2 separate regions of the Mus musculus genome follow, and region 1 is linked to region 2. Evidence: chromatin loops called from intact Hi-C (ENCODE). Cell type or tissue: gastrocnemius. All regions are shown on one strand. Links, peaks and the distances in the headings refer to the core of each region. The heading gives the core; the rest is flanking DNA. Region 1 has its middle 71 kb from the start of Fam13c. Region 2 has its middle 16 kb from the start of Gm40689.

Region 1 (5,377 bases), core at 320-5,319, 450 kb after region 2:
CCCACAAAAAAATCAATGACATTTCTTAGACCATCGAGGATCTGAGATCCCAGAGCAGCCACCACACTGAAATCTGAAAAGACTGTAGACAGAAGACACAGCCCAGGGTGCCTCCATGAGCAGAAGCCACCTGGGCCATCAGTTCAGGTTTCTAGATAAAGTTCTCCAGGCTGTATGTACACTGCTCTGAGAATCAGGGATGGGGTGAAGTGTGTGTGGGGGGGGGGGATGGTTTCCATCCCAGAGATGCCATTACATCAGGGAACAGCCATTTAGGAAACGCACTCATTTCATAATGAATATCAAGACAATCACACTAACAATACACACTGAGGAAAGATGGAAGCAACCACTTTGAAATACATTCGCTGTGCCTTCCACAGCAAAACCCAACCCTTCCATGACGGGGACTCCAGCAGACCCTAGTTTACCTTGAGTGGAAGAGATACTGTCTGACTCCAGCCCTTTTTGAATTTGTGTTTCATGCAAGGGATAAAAGAACAAACAAGCCCAGGGGTTCATACCTCATGGGTAGAGGTCTGCTGAAATTGGAGAAAATCTTTTGTTGTTGTTGTTTTTAGAGACAGGGTTTCTCGTTATAGCCCTGGCTGTCCTGGAACTCACTTTATAGACCAGGCTAGCCTGGAACTCAGAAATCCGCCTGCCTCTGCCTCCCGAGTGCTGGGGTTAAAGGTGTGCACCACCACGCCCGGCCTGGAGACAAGTTTAAGATAGTGGATGCTGCACTCCCCCACCTGTACAGCCTCGCTAGTTTTTAAACCTACTTTGAGTATAAGTCATAGACTGGAACCGGTGACCAATGGCTTGTGTAGCAGAAAGACCAAAGACTGCCTCGGCCAGGTGACCAGAGTTAACGTCAGCATTGATGACTTCCGGTGACTGTGGGTATTTTGATGAGCTATGACGAAACGGTGCCTCCTGCCTGAGCTTCCTTTCCGTAAACTAGACAGGGCACCAGCAAATGTCAGCGAGGTGGTAACGGACCATTCTACATAATGCTTGACCTCGTACATGTCTGTTGTATTTTATATAAAGATAAGAGAAGCCAGGTATGTGTCTGATGGAGGTGCGGTATGGTGTGGGGGAAGGGGATGCTTCTGCAGGTCCATGCAGGTTCCCCCTGAGGTAACAGCCACAGGACAGCATAATACAGAATGGAGTTTATTTGACGCGTGGGAAGGGGAGTTAAGGGGGTAGTAGAGACTGAGAATGGCAGAGAGAGATGGGGAGTAGAGAAGTAAAGGCCAGCCATGAGCACATGGAGAGAGGGGGAGGAGAATGGGGAGAGAGGGGATAGAGGGTAAGGGTGCAAGGGCAAGGGGAGAAGAGAGCAAAAGAGAGAGGAGGGGTGAGCAGCCCCTTTTATAGTGAGTCAGGCACACCTGGCTATTGCCAGGTAACTGTGGGGCGGAGACTAAATGCCAACAGTATCTAGGTTCCCAGAACAACAACAACAACAACAAACCATTGTCACAGCCAAAGGAAGACACAATGGCTGCAGGTATCACAGGGTACTGGGATATGAAAAGACTGTTAGTAGCTAAACATGCTTGCAATAAGTTAAAGGCTGGTTTAAAACTGCATTCTTTTCTACTGTAAAACAAAACGGTAACACACTGATAACAAGAAGGTGACAGTACACACCTGTAATCCTGTAATCAGCAGGAGATGCTGAGGCAGGAGGATATCAGGTTTGAGGGGTACCTATGCTGCATTGCAAGACCTTGTCTCAAATTCAGGGGTGGTGTGTGAAGAAAACACTATGTTAAAAAAAAAGATTAAGGAACAGAAATAAACTCTGGGGTTTAGTTAATAAGAGCATCGATACTGGTTCCTAAAGAGTAATTCTAAAGCAGGCTGTCAATCAAGTAAAACAGGCGTAGCTATCACAGCTCTTCTGTGAATTGCAAGCCAGTTTAAATCCTTTTTTTATTGTAAAAGGAAATGTTAGCACCTTGAGGACTGGAAAATTAACGTGCTTGGATTAGTTGGTTGGTTGGTTGGTTTTGTTTTTTCTGATATCCCCAACTTTTTAGTCTCAAAGGGAGAAAGTGTGCATGTAGAAAGAAAGAAAAAAGAAAAAAGAAAAAAAAAAGACGCTGTTCCCTAAAACCAACACAGTAGCAAGCAAGATGAAAAACGCAGCTTAAGCTTCCAGAGGATTTCAATTCAGCTTAAAGTACAGAAACAAATGCCGCCGTGCATTAAACTAACCTGAAAGGTTTCAAGTGTACCCTTCAAAAGTTGTGTTTATTCCAAATTCACCTGGAAGAGGCGTGGATTGCCACCTGTCGACTTAGCCCTGTGCCTCATCAGTGTATAACGTCACTGGGTCCTGTCGAATGGGGTGTGCGGCAAGCAGAAAACACAACAGTTGGGCCAGATCCCAAACTGGAGAACAGAGCTGAGTTATGGGAAAGGGGGTGGGGGTGGGGGACACAAAAAAGGAAGAGGGAGGGGGGGGTTAGAAGGGACTTCTGGCTGAGGTGGCTCATCACCTGAGACCAAAGGCTTCCCAGGAACTCCAAGCCTTCCCAGGTGAGAAGGAAGCTCTTTGCAGCCATGTTCCCTAGCAAAGCAGGCTGTGTGGGCAAGGCCCTGACTTCCATGGAAGGACTGTGTTTGTGAGCTGCCCGAGTAAATAGACATCTTCTAAAGGAACTGCAGACCCCACCGCCCTGTGTTTCCAGCGTCACTTGCGCACCCCAGTGGGGCAAGCTGTAGAGTTCTTAGCCAGTCCTCTGCAGTAGATATGAATGCTTTCAGACTCCAGCATCAGGCTTGGAACTTCAGCTACGGGGCTGAGGCAGGGAATCGTGAGTTCAAAACCAGCCTAAGGAGCTCAGTGAGACCTTGTCTCAAAATAAAAACAGGAACATCAAAGTGGAGCTGGGAATACAGAAGGCTTGCTCAGTGAGAGTGTGCTGTTCAGTCTCCAGCAGAAAATAAATCCAAACACAAAAACCAGAAAGGAAATCTACTCAAAGTTTGGACTAAGCGTCTACTATTTTGTTCCATAAAACAAACTTGGATGCTGTTGACAAAAAGGTACTAGTCTACACTGAAATAAACTACAAAGGTTTTGGGGGACATTAGAATAGGAGTTTATTACAGTCCTGGGCTGGTGTAGAGCAGGCAGGCAGCCATTCAGGAGTCAGACTCCAGTTGCCCTGTGGCGCCATCTTGCTTTAGGGCGGTAAAACTACTCGCTTTGGGAACCAGGCTGAAAGCCCGGGAAAGTGTCCCTAGCTGCTTCAAAACAGCAGCTACAAGTCAGCTCACACTGCACCAGCAAAGCCCGCAGGGCTGGGGAACATGGTCCCCAGGCTGGGCGCATGCTCATTAGCTGGGCAGCACCTGCCAGCCACTAGCCTGCACCACAGAGCCAGAAGGTATTCCTTCGGGGGGAGGGGGGGGGAGCCATCTCAGCCACCCTGGGGAGATGCAGAGCCTTAATGACAATCTGACTCCTTCTCAGACTCTGGGGAATCCAAAGCATAAGGCAGAAAGAATTTACTTCTAATTTCACCCCCTTGGAGCAGAAGTTACAGTAACTGAAAGAACCTGGAGAAAAAGCATAAAAGCTTTACACTAGAATCTCCCAAAGTACTGCCTGGGACAGAAGGCCAAAACTAGCACTTGCTGCCTTTCTGCCACAGAACACAGAATGCAGAACTATTCTGTGCAGAAATGACAATGTAACCTCCACCCCCCAATCTCCAGGCCCCTTCCAGCAAAGTCCAGGTTCTGTCCATTCTCATTGTACCAACAAATGCAGGCATCAACTTTTAAAAGTTTCAAGATGGTCTGGTCTTTGGTTCATTTATTTTTATTCTTTGCAGCCGGTGGGAGGCTGGAGGCTGACACAGTGTCTGCTTAGGAGTCGGAAGACATTGTTTCTAGTGGTTGTGGATATCTTGCCCCCTGGGGTTCCAGCAAAGAGCCAGGAAGAGATGTTTGGAGTGGTGGGTTGTTCCATCTGTTCTGTGGGGTTTGTCTGAGACAGCTTACACAGTAGGGGAGCATCCAGTTGTTGCAATAGAATCCCAGTGTGGAGAGATTCCGTTTACTATGTATGATGCTCTCTTGGGTCTGCTGGGGAGATGGCTGCTCCTGTTCACCTGTTCTGCTTTCTTCCTTGATCCAGCAATGGCCTTGGCAGAAAACAAAGGAAAGGAAAGATCGAGGGGAGGCGAGGCGAGGCGAGGCGAGGCGAGGCGAGGCGAGGCAGAAAAAGAGAAAAATCTAGTCTGCCACGCCCACTTTTCTCTTACCCTCACCCATTCCTGGCCAGAGAGTTTGGTATCCATGCACACATTTTCTGGACTCTTACCTTCGTTGTGCTTGTTAATTTTGCCGCTGCCACTGCTGCATTATGCTGAGTTAAACAGAAGATGAGCCAGCAAGATGCCTCCATGGTTAATAGCACTTGCTGCCAAGCATGATGATCTGAGTTCAATTCCCAGGCCCTACATCAGGGAAGGAGAGAACTGACTCCCAAAAGTTGTGTTCTGATTCCCACGTGTGCATGGCATGGCATAGAAGAGTACGCAGGAGTATTCTCTCTCTCTCTCTCTCTCTCTCTCTCTCTCTCTCTCACACACACACACACACACACACACTCAAATATAATTTTTATATATCGGTAGGGAAATGGAGGCAAGATCCTAGCTCTACAGATTCTCTACTTTCTGGTGAATGAACTCAAGGTCTTCACCTCCCTGCCCCCAAATAGCTACTGTTATCTTCCTCAATGACTGATCAAGGCCTGGTGTGTCCTGGAGGAGTCAGATGACATCATCATGGCTTTGCTAGGGACAGACCCAATGGACCATTTGACTTCTTAGTTCGCTCAGGGATTTGGTAGACCTGTGTAGAAAAGTCTTTTTTCCTGCCCATTTCCATCCTTTGAGGATCAACAGCCATTTCATTTGATGCTCACGAAGCAACCTGACCTGAAGATCTCTCGGAATGGGGTGACTTTGGAAAAGTGACTTTGGGGTGACTGGTCAGTTGACTCCCCACAGAGAGGAGAAAGAAAAGCCTCCGGTCCTCAGGGATAAACCGGTGCTTGCTGGATGTTCCCATGGTAGAGACATTTTGGTAATAAGAACCAATATCAGTAATATTATCATTGATAAATAATTAGATATATCTTAATAACTTCCATGCAAAGGCATACCAATTATTATATTCCCTTTCAAGGTCACTGTTTTTGTTGTTATCCGGAGAACATCACATTGGCATTTTGATAGCAGAGTTATCAGATCAACGAAGCATTACTGGACCTGACCCAAGTACTTCAAAACCTGTTATTTTTGAAACCATAAGCTTATTGCTAATTACTAATTATTTC
Region 2 (5,377 bases), core at 55-5,054:
TAATATAAGTGACTCCCAACTCTGCTCTTTCATCAACTTACTCTGTGTTTTATAGAAGAAGTCATTGAGAAGGTTCAGCGCTTCTCAGGACTGCTCTGCCCTCTTTCAAAGCTATTCCTGTGTGTCAGCTTATCTCCTGGGTAATCTCTCCCCTTGAAGCAACAGTTTCCTAAGGAAATATAACCCACAGTTGGAGAATAAGTATCCAATCTCCATAATTCCATAAATAAGGAAATTGATGCTTGCCCAAGGCATGAGCCACTTATGAAACATTGCTCACTACTCAGCCCCAAATCCAGGAGTTTATGGATTAAGTTTCAAATTTAATTTTCTCTCAATATTTTCAATTACTCCTTTGTTAAAAATACAAAAATAAAAATAACTTTTGAATGTCGGTCTCTTGGGTGTTTTTTTTTTTCTATTTACCTTAATCCTGTGTTGCTTTTCTTTTTTCTTTTTTTTAAAAATCAGGACTGAGCACTGATGTATGGTCTCTGAATCAATATCACACACACACACATACACACACACACACACACACACACACACACACACACACATACACACTTTTTTTTTTTGACAAGCAGAGAACAGCTTCTCTTTGTCTTTCTTACAAGGCTGCCTCTCCTCTTATTTCCTCTCCACCTCCAGTTCTCTTTCCTTTCACAGCATCTAACACCCCATGCTTTCTCTTGGGTGGGAATCCTTAGTTCCTTGGATCTCCAAGTCCTCCCCTAAGATGGTTAACTCCCCCCTGGCATGGGGTGCACTCAAGGATCTATAAAGGTGTAGTATTTACATTGTCCCCAGCATGGCAATTCCACCACCACATACATTTCACCTGTAGGACTTGGAATGGAGGACACGAGTCAATAACTTCTTGGAGTTTGGCATCTTAAGTAAACTCTATGTGTTTAGTTTGATCTGTTTTATGCTGATGGATGGATAGTAAGATAACACTGTGAGCCAGGGAATGATAAAAATGGACCTGGGGTCAATATATCTTGCAGTATGCTGGCAGACGTGGAAATATGAGAAGGCTTGTGGGGGGTACCAGGTACCAGATCCTCCCAACCGACTTGATGTAGACAGGAGGGCAGGGGTAGAAAGGTTGAATGCTTTATGTCCCTCTTGCGACAGAATGGGCTCTTGCATTTAGCTCTGTCTCCAGTCTATCCAAGGCATCCAAGTTCATTTATAGTTCTGAATTTCCAAGAACTCTTGAGTTCTTCCCTAGTAGGAAAAGAGGAATAGTAATGATGGCCAAATCTTTTTTTTTTAAAAGATTTATTTTTATGTGCATTGGTGTTTTTGCCTGCATTCATCCATGGGACAGGAGTTATAGACATTTGTGAGCTGCTATTTGGTTGCTGGAAATTGAACCCGGGTCCTCTGGAAGAGTAGCCAGTGCTCCTAGTCACTGAGCCATTTTCCCAGCCCCTGTGATAGCCAGATCTTAAAAATTTCCCTCTGGTCATGAATGATTCATCCAGATCTCTGAGCTCTCATTTAAAGCAGACACTGAAATTCAGAGTAAAAGGTCCCTGTCTCTCTGTCTTTGTCTCTGTCTCAGTCTCTCTAGTAATCAGTCTTCTAGAGTTCTGATATCTAGAAACAGCATTGTTCATGACCACAGGCATTGGGCTAAGATAAAGAGCCCACAGGGATTCAGGCTCAACAGTGACCTCTCTGGGGATGGAGGGTGGGGATGCAGAGCACACATGAATATTCAAATCTCTTGAATCTGATCTCACCCACCCACCCAACACACACAGAGAAGAACTTTCCCTTGTTATAACCTTTTAGGACCCTATAGCATTTATCTGCACCAGGTCTCTCAGGACAACAATTGCCTCAGCGATAAGCCTTGCTTCTTTCCCAAGTCCCAGATCCAAATGACTGTCTTGTTTGTCCTTATTAGTTCTTCAATAGGTTCAGAGCCCTTGGTTCAGAGAATTGTTTCTGGAAGGTTCCATGGGCAGCTCCATCTCCCTTTCTTTATTTTTGAAGCATTTTTGCTTTTGAGAGTCACAGGCCAAGATTCTTGTCAGCTGGTATTGAGATGTTTGGTTTGATTTGACTCTGCAGTGTTCTCAGGAACGTTAAATGGCATTTTCCAGGCAACCCACATAATAAAAGGATGACTATGGCTAAGGCCAGTCTCAAGAGGTAGCTTAAAAAATTAAAACATGTGCCTGTTGCAAAACTTGACGTTCCCAGAGTCAATTCTGCCAGGCTTGCTTCTGAGATCTTCCTGGAATGCTTTCCCTAGGCCTGGCTATTCCGGTGAGTGTTCTGGCTCCTGCCTCTTTCAAATTCAGTTTGTCAGTTTTTCCATGTGCGAGCATAGCATTTTGGAATAGGAGCGGCTGTTATGTTTTGAGCTGATGCTTTGAGCGCTCATGGCACATGGCACACAGCACACACAACTTTGCCGAAATTTTTGGTGCGAATTCCAAGTCTCGTCTCCTCTTGGGATCTTTTTACAGCTGTTTTCTGATCCAGGAAATCCTTGGACAAAATAACAGATTTGCTTTCTGAGATACAAGGAGCTTTATGGAGGAGTAAGAGATTCCTGGCATGTAACTGGGAACAAGGCTCAGTCTCACCGTTCCCCTAGGAACTATTGACATCAACACAATTCTCCAGATGTGCATCTGTTGGCGTCCAGAGTTACTGAGACCCAAAACAGAGCCCGCTACACCAGTTAATAACACAAACTTTTACAATCATTTGCACTCCACGGGAAATGGCTGGAAAATGAAACGGTTGGGCCTGTTGGAATCTAAGCCCCTCCTGGCTTCAACAACTTAGAAAATTCCAGAGAAAATGGACATACAGATAAAAGGAGATGAAGATTTTGCAGCTCTATCTATACAGCCAGTAGATGGCAGACACGCATTAGAGTCTGAAACGGATACTACGTGGTGACACTGTAGTCCCCAGTGGTTAATGAGCGTTTCAAGGTAGCTATAGAAAAACAATTAAAAAAAAATGTTACCTTTAAACAATGGGTCCTTGAACTTCAAAGCTAAGATTGTTTGTTTCTGTTAACCTGGGTGGGGATTCCACCCAGAAGCAATCCATTACCTCTAAAAATGCTTTGAGAGAAAAAGTATCCACTGAGGCAGACCTTGCGTTTCTTTGCTCACTCAGCCATCCATTGATGGATTCAACAGCTATTTGTTGATCTCTCTCTCTCTCTCTCTCTCTCTCTCTCTCTCTCTCTCATATTCATTTATTTACTTATTTATTTAATGTATATGAGTGTTCTATTTGCATGTATACCTGCATGCCATAAGAGAGCATCAGACCCCATTACAGATGTTTGTGAGCCACCATGTGGTTGCTGGAAATTGAACTCAGGACCTCTGGAAGAGCAGCCAGTGCTCTTAACTGCTGAGCCAATCCCATCTCTCATTTTTACTATTGGATCAGTTGTACTCATTTTCTCTCCCAGTTAATTTCAGATTTGCTAAGAAAGTCCTCATTCATCTTCATGCATTCAGTTAACTTAACCTGCCACCCTGGCAGCCAGCAGCCAGGCTACATGGGAATTTTAGGAGCTTTTTTGCCACACGAGAGCTACTCCTTCAGACCTTCTTCTTGTACTTCAGGATGACTTCCCAGAGTCCTGGCACTGTCTTCAGATACATATTTTTTTCATCTCAGTAGCCTGAGGATTGAGCCCAGTACCTAGAATACGATGGAGAAAGAAAGAAAGAAAGAAAGAAAGAAAGAAAGAAAGAAAGAAAGAAAGAAAGAAAGGAAGGAAGAAAGAAAGGGGAGGGGAGGGAGGAAGAGAGAGAGAGAGAGAGAGAGAGAGAGAGAGAGTCAGTCTAGGCCCAGGCCAGTTTCGACTAGGAAAGCTATGAGTCTTAGTGGACCTAAAAGGAGATACCTTCTCTTATGTACCAAGAAAACCACAACCAACTCCTGCAAGGAAAGAAATTAATAAGACAAAAACAAAATAAATTATCTTAAAGCTTTTGTGTGTTTTAGACATGAAAACCTAAGTACCCTGTGAAAATTATTTCTTTGCTTAGCTTCCATGAAGAAGAAGAACTCTAGAAATGATGGGACAGAGGACTAGACGTAGTGGTGGAGACAAAGGGCGAGCCTACCAAGTCCTGCGCATACAGTATCCCCTCGTTCTTGCCTGAGGAAGAAGAAAGGAAGGAGCAGTTGAGGCTTTGTGGCTTATTCTCTGGAAGGAGCAGTCTAGTTCTATCATTTGGGGAAGAAGGATTCTGATTCCTATGTCTGCTCTAGTCACCATGGCCTGCCAACTCAGCACAGCCTGAAAAGGAAAAAATAAGGGTCTTGATTGAGTCATTGTCTTTATAAGGTGGATCTGTGGGCATTTCTGTGAAGAGTTGTCTTGTTTGTCGCCATGGATGAAGGAGGTTCCAGTTGAGTATGGATGGTGGTGACGTCATTACCCAGGGAAATGGTCTGAATGTAAGGTACAGAGGGAGCCAGCTAGCAATGAGCATCCTCTACAGTTCCTGCAGCATTCCCTCAGCTGTGCATATATTCTCTGGCCAGAAGTAACTGTAGGTGTTATTTTTCTCAACTTACTTTAATAAAGGTTCAACCTCCCCTCTAGCCCACCAGAGGTAGTGGGGGAAAAAAAGGTTATTAGGATATGGGGGAAGTGGATCTCTTTAGAAATAGTACTTTGGTGCGATTCCAGTCTTTGCTGTTCTCAGTCCAGCCCACTAGCAAACACCACACCTGAACCAGCAGCTGCACTCCGGTGCACTCTGCAGATACCACACACAAATCAGCAACCGCAGGTCCATCCAGAAGAAACTGTGAGGCCCACCAACTGGCCCAAGTCAGCAGAAGTGGCAAGAAGCTGCAAGAACCTCCCGAGAAGTTCTTTGGTGAATTTCTCTCTGGTGTTAGCACAAGCTAAGCTCAGCAACACAATGTAAGGTAAACCAATACATGCATGTCGTCAGCAAAGAATAACAAGAAGAAGCAAAGTGAACCAATGCTCCAGGTCCCACTGTCTGTGGGCTCATATTTATATTCCTTCTAAACATCACATATCCTTTCACGTGTCTGCTTTAGCAAAACATCATTTGACATGACTAACTTTCCGAAGAAACCAGAAGTTTCCATTTTGGGTAATGGTGCACAGAATCCCAGGCAGTCGCCCCTTCTAGTTTCTGCCTAGAGTTCCTGTCCCAACTTCCCTCAGTGACAGACTATGACCTGGAAGCATAAAGTGAAATCAACTTTTCCTTCTCAAGTTGGTTTTGGTCCGCATTTTATCACAGCAGTGTGGGACTGTGAAAGGCAGCCTGTTTTGGTTGAGTGAGGCTTGCTCCAGAAACTCTACAAGGGAAGGAACAGTGAACCACGTTCC

What was found. Peaks named below come from ENCODE experiments on the same cell type or tissue, not always from the same donor. Only the 100,000 strongest peaks of a DNase experiment are listed, where the experiment ranks them.
Region 1: a loop joins it to region 2, with 2.5 times the contacts of the local background. A loop is called at or near these places in 11 of 42 quality-filtered maps.

What each region holds. Positions count from the first base shown.
Region 1 is chr10:70,366,784-70,372,160 of GRCm38, reverse strand. No RefSeq gene overlaps it. Among named protein-coding and RNA genes, the nearest start is that of Fam13c, 71 kb to the left of the region's middle. In gastrocnemius, for the core only: a CTCF peak has its summit at 3,210; a DNase peak (open chromatin) is centred at 3,215.
Region 2 is chr10:70,812,041-70,817,417 of GRCm38, reverse strand. No RefSeq gene overlaps it. Among named protein-coding and RNA genes, the nearest start is that of Gm40689, 16 kb to the left of the region's middle. In gastrocnemius, for the core only: a CTCF peak has its summit at 2,873 (motif pointing right); a DNase peak (open chromatin) is centred at 2,814; H3K4me3 peaks cover 373 bases; H3K27ac peaks cover 2,632 bases.